2 separate regions of the Homo sapiens genome follow, and region 1 is linked to region 2. A link is an interaction called in ENCODE POLR2A ChIA-PET data of the cell type or tissue named here. Cell type or tissue: MCF 10A. All regions are shown on one strand. Each heading gives the region's core, and the rest is flanking DNA. Links, peaks and the distances in the headings are about the cores only.

What was found. ChIA-PET counts read pairs that join two places held together with the same protein. Peaks named below come from ENCODE experiments on the same cell type or tissue, not always from the same donor. Only the 100,000 strongest peaks of a DNase experiment are listed, where the experiment ranks them.
Region 1: POLR2A ChIA-PET joins it to region 2 with 14 read pairs; 6 of 35 experiments call an interaction of 5 or more read pairs at or near these places.

What each region holds. Positions count from the first base shown.
Region 1 is chr22:42,632,653-42,638,020 of GRCh38, forward strand. CYB5R3 (cytochrome b5 reductase 3) reads right to left here. Exons shown (of 9, transcript NM_000398.7): 2 at 4,063-4,194. Among named protein-coding and RNA genes, the nearest start is that of ATP5MGL, 5.3 kb to the right of the region's middle. RefSeq lists enhancers at 3,563-4,100, 4,101-4,636. In MCF 10A, for the core only: no CTCF peak of the experiment used is centred there; DNase peaks (open chromatin) are centred at 3,069 and 5,139.
Region 2 is chr22:42,752,752-42,758,119 of GRCh38, forward strand. No RefSeq gene overlaps it. Among named protein-coding and RNA genes, the nearest start is that of A4GALT, 35 kb to the left of the region's middle. In MCF 10A, for the core only: no CTCF peak of the experiment used is centred there; DNase peaks (open chromatin) are centred at 2,160 and 3,040.

The DNA.
Region 1 (5,368 bases), core at 312-5,311, 120 kb before region 2:
GAAGTGGATTCCAGGACTATCAACTGGTCCTAAGGGTCAAGGTCAGACACCCATGTACCAGAAAATATTTGGAGGAAGAATAGAAATGAGATGGCCAGGCGTGGTGGCTCATGCCTGTAATCCCAGCACTTTGGGAGGCCGAGGTGGGCGAATCATCTGAGGTCGGAAGTTCGAGACCAGTCTGAACAACATGGAGAAATCCCGTCTCTACTAAAACTACAATGTTAGCCAGGCGTGGTGGCGCATGCCTGTAATCCCAGCTACTCAGGAGGCTGAGGCAGGAGAATCACTTGAACCTGGGAGGCAAGGTTGCAGTGAGCTGAGATCGCACCATTGCACTCCAGCCTGGGCAACAAGAGTGAAACTCTGTCTCAAAAAAAAGAATAGAAATGAGGACAAGAGATGAACAATTATGGTGCTGGCCAACCTCTAGTAGGGCAGCAGGGTGGGGCAAAGCACAGAGCACCCAGAGCAGGCCCGCTGCGGACCCCGCAAAGCCACCATGGGCACAATGAGGGGGCAAAGCTGCAATCCTAGGACATCTGCCACATGCTCCCTTGTGTAACATCCCTATGATGAAATACTAAAAGGATCCATGTTGTATGGCTGGCTACAAAACCAGGTTATCAAAAAAAGAAACTGAGTGTGCACACACCCGCACCTCCACACACCCGTGTATGAACGTGATACCCACATAGGGTCTGGCAGGCTCACGCTGAGCTGTGACCTGGGCCCTCTGCACGGGGCCCTGGGATGCGGCAATGGGGCAGGGGTGGAGGTCATACCTTACAGAGTTTTTGCTGTGAGCACATATAAATCATACATTATTTCTGGAATTAAGAAACAGTAGGGTCAGACGTGGTGGCTCATGCCCGTAATCCCAGCACTTTGGGAGGTCGAGGCGGGCGGATCACCTGAGGTCGAAGTTCGAGACCAGCCTGACCAACATGGAGAAACCCCATCTCTACTAAAAATACAAAATTAGCTGGGCATGGTGTCGCATGCCTATAATCCCAGCTACCTGGGAGGCTGAGGCAGAAGAATCACTTGAACCTGGGAAGTGGAGGTTGCGGTGAGTCGAGATTGTGCCATTGCACTCCAGCCTGGGCAACAAGAGCGAAAGTCCATCTCAACAACAACAAAAAGGAACGACAGTAACAGAGCCAGGCATAGTGGTGCATGCACATGGTCCCAGCTACTCAGAAGGCTTGTGCCCAGGAGTTTGAGGTTGCAGAAAGCAGCCTGGGTGACAGAGCGAGACCTTGTTCTAAAAAAACACAAACAAAAACAAAACAACCCACCAATAACAATAACAAGGGAAAATACCGTTAAAAAACAGGTTTCAAAATGTTATTATTTCATTTGGGTAAGAAAAAAACATGTGTGCCTGCTTACATAAGTATAAAACATATCACAGGGCCAGGCACGGTGGCTCACGCCTGTAATTCGAGCACTTTGAGAGGCCAAGTCGGGTGGATCACCTGAGGTCAGGAGTTCGAGACCAGCCTGGCCAACATGTTGAAACCCTGACTCTACTAAAAATACAAAAAAAAAAAAAATTAGCAGGGCGTGGTGGTGGGCACCTGTAATCCTAGCTACTTGGGAAGCTGAGGCAGGAGAACCGCTTGAACCTGGGAGGCAGAGGTTGCAGTGAGCCGAGATCACACCATTGCACTATAGCCTGGGCAACGAGAGCAAAACTCCATCTCAAAAACAAACAAACAAACAAAAAATCATATCGCAAGGTTAAGTGTGGTCTCATCTGGGAGGTGGTGATTTACTTTTTTTTGCTTTTTATTTTTTATTTTTTTGAAACAGAGTTTCGCTCTTGTCACCCAGGCTGGAGTGCAATGGTGTGATCTTGGCTCACTGCAACCTCTGCCTCCCAGGTTCAAGCGATTCTCCTGCCTCAGCCTCTCAAGTAGCTGGGATTACAGGCATCTGCCACCACGCCCGGCTAATTTTCATATTGATTGATTGATTGATTGATTGAGACAGCGTCTTGCTCTGTAGCCCAGGCTGGAGTGCAGTGGCACGATCTCGGCTCACTGCAAGCTCCACCTCCCAGGTTCACGCCATTCTCCTGCTTCAGCCTCTGGAGTAGCTGGGATTACAGGCATCTGCCACCACGCCCGGCTAATTTTCATATTGATTGATTGATTGATTGATTGAGACAGCGTCTTGCTCTGTAGCCCAGGCTGGAGTGCAGTGACACGATCTCGGCTCACTGCAAGCTCCACCTCCCAGGTTCACGCCATTCTCCTGCTTCAGCCTCTGGAGTAGCTGGGACTACAGGTGCCTGCCACCACGCCCAGCTAATTTTTTTTTTTTTTTTTTGAGACGGAGTCTTGCTGTCACCCAGGCTGGAGTGCAGTGGCGCAATCTCGGCTCACTGCAAGCTCCGCCTCCCAGGTTCACGTCATTCTCCTGCCTCAGCCTCGCCAGCGGCTGGGACTACAGGTGCCTGCCACCACGCCTGGCTAATTTTTTGTATTTTTAGTAGAGATAGGGTTTCACCGTGTTACCGGGATGGTCTCAATCTCCTGACCTTGTGATCCGCCTGTCTCAGCCTCCCAAAGTGCTGGGATTACAGGTGTGAGCCCAGCCACGCCCGGCCAATTTTTTGTATTTTTAGTAGAGACAGAGTTTCACCGTGTTAGCCAGGATGGTCTCGATCTCCTGACCTCATGATCTGCCCTCCTCGGCCTCCCAAAGTGCTGAGATTACAGGTGTGAGCCACCACGCCTGGCCTAATTTTCGTATTGTTAGTAGAGATGGGGTTTCACCATGTCGGCCAGGCTGGTCTTGAACTCCTGACCTCAGGTGATCCACCGGCCTCGGCCTCCCAAAGTGCTGGGATTACAGGCATGAGCCACCGTGCCTGGCCAATAATTTACTTTTCATTTTGTATTTTTTTGCTTCTCTCTGGTTGTCAACTTCTCTGTGAGCTCCTGGGACAATTACAGACACTTGCCCCAACAGTTACAGGAAACGGCCAGCTCCGTGCCATGGAAGCCTGAGATTCCTGTGAAGCCTGAGTCAGAGGCACCAGGCACAAGCCCAGGGTGGAGACTTGGGCCCTGGCAGATGATGTTCTCTGCTGTGACTCAGTTTTCCCTGCCACACCCCTCCTGTGCCTGCTGGGGGTGGCCAGAAATAGAGCAAGGGAGGGGCTCTGAAGAGGGCAAGTGACCGATGGAAGCAGCCTTTACTGGGGGCAAGGCAAAAGAGGGAGAGGATGGTTTTAAATCATAATCAGAGCTTTGAAAAAAAGGAGTCAGGCCGGGCACCACGGCTCATGCCTGTAATCCCAACACTTTGGGAGGTGGAGGTGCGGGGATCACTAGAGCCCAGGAGTTTGAGACCAGCCTGGGCAACAGGACGAAACCCCACCTCTACAAAAAATACAAAAATTAGGCTGGGCGCGGTGGCTCACGCCTGTAATCGCAGCTACTCAGGGGGCTGAGGTAGGAGAATCACTTGAGCCTGGGGAGGCAGAGGTTGCAGTGAGCGGAGATCGCACCACTGCACTCCAGCCTGGGACACAGGGCAAGACTCTGTCTCAAAAAAAAAAAAGTATGAACTCACTAATGAAAGAAAGTAAGAATCAAACAGGGCAGAGGAAGCCCACACAGCTCAGAGCACCCAGGGAATCTGCACAGATGTGAAAGGTGTCCAGGTCCAGTAGTACCAGGCTGTGGGGAATGACTCTGGGGGAGGGGGAGGAGGGAGGAGACCTTATCTTCAAATCTCTCACCCCCTGCATTCCTACCCCATAAATGGGGGATTGAACCTAAAAGTTCTGAGGGGTTCCTTCCATTCTGACCTTGCATGAGGCAGTGAGTGTGGTTCAGAGAAGGGGCTCTGTGGACAGAGAGACCAGGGTTTAAATTCCTCTGCTACTTCCTGGTGGCCTTAGCAAGAGACATCACCTTGCTTTCTCCATCTGTAAAATGGGTGGACAACAGTATCTACTTCAGAGCAGGACCATGCCCTGAGCACAGAGTAGGTGCTGGGCAATGCTGTGATGCTGACGAGGCAGCGGCGGCGGCCGGCACTCACCTCCCGGTCGATGAGCCGCAGCGGGTACTTGATGTCCGGGCTCTCGAGGGTGATGGCTGGCGTGGAGCGCTGGAACAGCTTCATGAGCAGACTGTACAGGAACCAGACTGGGAAGAGCACCATATGGCCCAACTGAAACGACAGGACCCGCGGGGTCAGTGCAGGAGCCTGCCTTTCCCCAAACACACCGGCTTGTCCACACTACCAGGCCTCTGCTCACGCTGCCCCCTCTGCCAGGAGCACCCTCTCCCCACCACCCTCATCCAGAAAGCTTCATCATCCATTTTGGTGCCCACTAGGAGAAGCTATAAAGACCAGCCTCATGACACCTGTCACTGAGCATTACCTGGGCTTCTATGCTCAGTACCATGAGAAAAAGCTCCATTTCCTCTGAAGAGCCAGGACCAAAAAGAGCTGTGGGTCTAAGCACATATCCTTTTTCACTTTGGCTACTAGGAAGCTCAGAGTAAAATTAATCTTGAGCATAATGTATTTGTGCTCCTTCCTTCTCTTGCTTCCTTCAGTCAACTTCCCTGGTCTTATTAAGTGATGTCAAGTTCTAGCTTGATTTAGACAAACAGACAAATAATAACCCCAACTCAGAATCTATCTGAAAGGCCTACACTGACCAAATGGCTCTATGGCACCTTTAAATCCAGTCCCTTGGGGCCACTGGGATTGATGCTCTCCTCTTTGCTCTCCCACAGAGCACACTAGAACAAGCCAGTGAAGCTGAGTAAACTGAGCCACTTCCCCCAAATGACATCCATGAGTGTCCCTGAGCCCTGGGGTTCTGCCATCAGGTGTAAGGGGAAGCGAAGCACTGAGCCAGGCACTGGGAAGGTCACTGGCTGTGTGACCCCGAGAAAGTCCCTTCCCCTCTCAACCTGAGTGGACCAGGTGATCTGCAAGGCCCCCAGAGCTGAGACCCTACAGCTCAGATCACCAAAGCCAACAGCCTCTGGGATCCCAGGGCCACGTCGGGTACCACACGGGCACGGCTCTCGCAGCAACCCCGTGTGGTAGGCACTGTCATCACCACCATTTCGCAGATGAGGAAACAGCCCAGAAAGGCAAAGCGACTCACCCAGTCACACAGCTGGCAGGTGAGGAGCTGACCCAGAGTCCACCCATCCCTTATACCACGCTGGGATACCTCATGACCAAGTGGACCCTGCCACACGGCCCTGAGGGGCTGTTCCTCCCCAGCCCCTGCCCCCGACATCTCAGTCTCCTGAAGGCCCTAAAAGGGGGCTGGGCATAGTGGCTCCAGCCTGTAATCCCAACACTCTGAGAGGCGGAGGCA
Region 2 (5,368 bases), core at 50-5,049:
GCAGCACCTGTCCCGAGAGGCAGACGAGGCTGTGGACTCCAACAGGCCTGGTTAGCATCTTTCAGCTGCTCATTCTTTGTGAGACTGTGGGCTGTTCAGAGCCTCAGTTTCCTCGTCTGTAAACTAGGAAGAGTAATCATCCTTCCCTCCCAGGCTTGGGGTGACACACTGGTTACTGGGGGCTGTGCAGGGAGGGGGTCTCTCCCAATCCCCCTCCAGCTGTGAGGGCTGTGGTTCTGGGAACCTGCAGCCTCCTCCTGTCACCCTCCCAGGACCCAGGACAAGCTGTCTGTGTCCACTGAGCTTCGGCCTTAACCAAATTACTCCAGTTCTGGCAAAGTCCCTCTGCAAACGCACAAGACCAGCAGATTAAAAATCAGCCACAGCCCCATGACGCATGGCTCGGGGGTTCTGGACTGAAGGGGATTTTTCAGGTTTTTTTTTTCTTTACATTTTTTTTTTTTTTAAAGACGGGATCTCATTCTGTCTCACAGACTGGAGTGCAGTGGTGCGATCTCAGCTCACTGCAACCTCTGCTTCCCGGGTTCAAGTGATTCTCCTGCCTCAGCCTCCCCAGCAGCTAGGATTACAGGCACATGGCACCGTGCCCAGCTAATTTTTTGTATTTTTAGTAGAGACAAGGTTTCACCATGTTGACCAGACTGGTCTCGAAATCCTGACCTCAAGTGATCCACCCACCTTGGCCACCCAAAGCGCTGGGATTGCAGGCATGAGCCACCGCGCCTGGCCTTTCTTTACATTTTTTTTGAGACAGGGTCTCCCTCTGTTGCCCTGGCTAGAGTGCAGTGTTGCAATCATGGCTCACTGCAGCCTCAACCTCCCAGGCTCAGGTGATCTTCCTGCCTCAGCCTTCCAAGTAGCTGGGACTACAGGCACATGCCACCATGCCTGGCTAATTTTTTTGATTTTTTGTGGAGATGAGGTCTTACTATGTTACTCAGGCTGGTCTTGAACTCCCGGGCTCAAGCGATCTGCCCACCTTGGCCTCCCAAAGTGCTGGGATTACAGGCGTGAGCCACCGTGCCTGGCCTAAAAATAAATATATAAATAGAATGACTAATTCTGAACGGGACACAGAATCTGCCAGTGCCTTGACTTTTGGACTTTCCGGCCTCTAGGACTTTGAGAATGAAGTGTCTGTTGTTTAGAAGCCTCCTGGTCCTGGGGTATTTGTCACACCTGCCCAGATGGGCTAAGACGGGACCCTTCTGGGTGTTCGGGTAAAAGCTGGCCTCAGAAGCTGGTGATGTTTCCTCAGGAGGCTGCCCATGGTGTGGTCCTGGCGACGCACCAGCAGCACGTCACCCTCTTGACCCGGGCGTGTGCCTGGCTAGCTGAGTTTTAAGCCTCTCTCTGGTGACATTTGGCTTTGGAGAAGGTTCTTTCTCTGGCAAAGCATTTAGATGTAGCTAAAAATACATTATTGGCCAGGTGAGGTGGCTCACGCCTGTAATCCCAGCACTCTGGGAGGCCGAGGCGGGCGTATCACGCGGTCAGGAGATCGAGAGCATCCTGGCCAACATGGTGAAACCTTGTCTCTACTAAAATTACAAAAAAATTAGCTGAGTGTGGTGGTGTGTGCCTGTAATCCCAGCTACTTGGGAGGCTGAGGCGGGAGAATCGCTTGAACTGGGGAGTCGGAGGTTGCAGTGAGCCAAGATCGTGCCACTGCACCGCAACCTGATGACAGAGCAAGACTCTGTCTCAAAACAAACAACAAGAACAACAAAAAACTAAAAAAAACGAAAAATGCAAAAATTAGCCAGGCGTGGGCACCTGTAATCCCAGCTACTCGGGAGGCTGAGGCAGGAGAATCACTTGAACCTAGGAGCCAAGATCTCACCATTGGAGATCTCACTCCAGCCTGGGTGACAAGAGCAAAACTCTGTCTCAAAAAAAAAAAAATCATTGACTTGATCCTCAGCCTGGTCAAATCGAGAAGCAGCACTCATGCTGGAGGGGCCACATAGCCTGGGCTCCTGATTTGCAGGGCCATGGATAAACACACACACGCGCACACACACACGCACGCACAGCCCTTCCCTGAGCTTGGGTGCTCAGTGATAAGCAGAACAAAGTCATCAAACATTCCTCCCTCACTCCTGCTCTGCATAGGGGCTGAGAGCCAAGACATTGGTAGCTTTGTCAAAATGTCAAAATATTGCTAGTCATTGGGCTGGGCACTGTGGCTCATAGCTGTAATCCCAGCACTTTGGACTGATGACTTTCTTTCTTTTTTTTTTTTTTTCTTTTTTTGCGATAGAGTCTTGTGCTGTTGCCCAGGCTGGAGTGCAGTGGTGCGATCTTAACCTCCGCCTCCCGGGTTCAAGCGATCCCTCTGCCTCAGCCTTGCAAGTAGATAGGAATACAGGCGCCTGCCCCACCACCATGGCCAGCTAATTTTTTTTTGTATTTTTAGTAGAGGCGGGGTTTCACTATGTTAACCAGGCTGGTCTCGAACTCCTGACCTCAGGTGATCCACTCGCCTCAACCTCCCAAAGTGCTGTGATTACAGGCGTGAGCCACTGCACGTGGCAAATCCCAGCACTTTGGGAAGCTGAAGCAGGAGGATTGCTTGAGCCCAGGAGTTCGAGACCGGCCTGGGCAACATAGCAAGACCTGTCTCAAAAAAAAAAATTTGCTGCCGGGCACGGTGGCTCACGCCTGTGATCTCAGCACTTTGGGAGGCCGAGGCGGGGTGGATCACCTGAGGTCGGGAGTTCGAGACCAGCCTGACCAACACGGAGAAACCCCGTCTCTACTATAAAACACAAAAATTAGCTGGGCGTGGTGGTGCATGCCTGTAATCCCAGCTACTCGGGAGGCTGAGGCAAGAGAATTACTTGAACCTGGGAGGCGGAGGTTGTGGTGAGCCAAGGTCACACCATTGCACTCCAGCCTGGGCAACAAGAGCAAAACTCCTCTCAAAAAAAAAAAAAATTTGCTAATAGAACATCATACTTTCTGAACATAATATCTGAGATGAACTCTGGGGCACTGTATGAGTCAGCTTAGGCTGACGTAACAAAATACCACAGACTGGGTAGATTAAACAACAGTTTACTTTAATATTTATTTATTTATTTATCTTTTAAAGAGACAGAGTCTTACTGTTTTGCCAGGCAGGAGGGCGGTGGGGATATTCATAAATGCAATCACAGAGCCCTACAGCCTCAAACTCCTGGGCTCAAGCGATCCTCCTGCCTCAGTCTCCTGAGTAGCTGGGACTACAGGTGTGCACCACTGTGATAATAGAAATTTATTTTCTCACAACTCTAGAGGCCAGAAGTCTAAGATCAGGGTGTCAGTGGGGTTGGTGTCTTTTGAGGCCTCTGTCCTTGACTTGGAGATGGCCACCTTCTCATTCCCGAGTCTTTGTGCTGCCTTCCCTCTGTGTGTGTTTATGTCCTCATCCCTTCTTCTTCTTTTCTTGGGGGGACAGGTTCTCGCTCTGTCACCCAGGCTGGAGTGCAGTGGTGCAATCTTGACTCACTGCAGCGTTGACCTTCCAGGCTCAAGCCCCTCCCGCCTTAGCTCCCCTAGTAGCAGGGACCACAGGCACATGCCACAGTGCCCAGTTAATTTTTTTTTCCTTTTTTGAGATGGAGTCTCACTCTGGTGCCCAGGCTGGAGTGCAGTGGTGCAATCTTAGCTCACTGCAACCTCTGCCTCCCCGGTTCAAGCAATTCTCGTGCCTCAGCCTCCCAACTAGCTGGGACTACAGGCACCTGCCACCACGCCCGGCTAATTTTTGTATTTTTAGTAGAGACAGGGTTTCACCATGTTGGCTAAGCTGGTCTCGAACTCTTGACCTCAGGTGATCTACCCGCCTTGGCCTCCCAAAGTGCTGGTATTACAGGTGTGAGCCACAGCACCCAGCCCTAATTTTCATATTTTTTTGTAGAGATGAGGTCTTGCCATGTTGCCCAGGCTGGTCTCGAACTCCAGGGCTCAAGTGATATGCCTGCCTTGGCCTCCCAAAGTGCTGGGACTACAGGAGTAAGCCACCACGCCCAGCCTAATCTCTTCTCATAAGGATAGTATGGCCTTTTTTAAAAAACTTAAATACTCACCCATATGACCTTATTTGAACTTAAATACCCCTTTACCCTCTCTCCAAATACGGTCCCATTCTGAGGTACTGGGAGTTAGGGTTTCAGCCAGTGGATCTGGAGGGACATAATTCAGTCACAACAAGCAGGTTTTCCTGCCTTCTCAGCACAGTGTGACCTGTTTCTCTTTTCTTGCCAGAGGGAAGGGGACATTGAATGGTGTCTCTATAATTTGGACATCTCTGCCTTTAGTGTAAAAATTAATCCGTTTTCTGCTGCAAATAATTATTTTTTGCTTGTTCTGGAAAAAAAAAACCCCTATGAATTTAGAGAAGACAAAGCGCCCACTTCGAAAAAGAGCTCCTGGCCGGGCACAGCGTCTCACGCCTGTAATCCCAGCATTTTGGGAGGCCAACGCAGGCTGATTATGAGGTCAGGAGTTCGAGACCAGCCTAACCAACATGGTGAAACCCCGTCTCTACTAAAAATACAAAAATTACCCGGGCGTGGTGGCACATGCCTGTAATCCCAGCTACTCAGGAGGCTGAGGCAGGAGAATCACTTAAACCCAGGAGGCAGAGGTTGCAGTGAGCCGAGATCGCACCATTGTACTCCAGCCTGGGCGACAGAGCGAGACTCTGTCTCAAAAGGAAAAAAAAAAAAAGAGCTCCTGGCCTCTTCTGCACTCACAGCAGCATCACAGCCACTGCCAGGAGCTGGGGTTAGGTGGGAGCCAGTCAGTCCCTGCTGTCCCGCCTGTCCAGTCAGGCTCCTGGCTGTCCTGCCTGCTTACTCTTTCCAGTTGCACCTGCGGATTAGCTGGCAGGGGACCCTCTCTGCATTTGCATGGCTCCCCTGCCCCTTGTTTATGTTTACAAGATCGTTCCACGTGGTGGGATCACATGACTCCTGCATGCCTCCGTGAATCACTTTGAGCCATGTATTCTAGCTCTGAGTATTGGGAATAAAACCTAATATCGTAATAACAAGGGAAATGCAAATTTAACACATGGAGACTTTAACCGGCAAATCAGATGCAAACACCGCATCTGAGGTGAGCTGGCTGGCGCAGTCCTGGGGCTCACGCTCAGCCCCTGAGGATGTAAGGATTGTTAAGAACATGGGGCTAAGCCGGGCTCACACCTGTAATTCCAACACTTTGGGAGGTGGGAGGATCACTTGAGGCCAGGAGATTGAGACCAGCCTGGGCAACATAATGAGACCCTGTCTCTACAAAAAAAATCTAAAAACCCGGGTGTGATGATGCTTGTCTATAGTCACAGCTACTCTGAAGG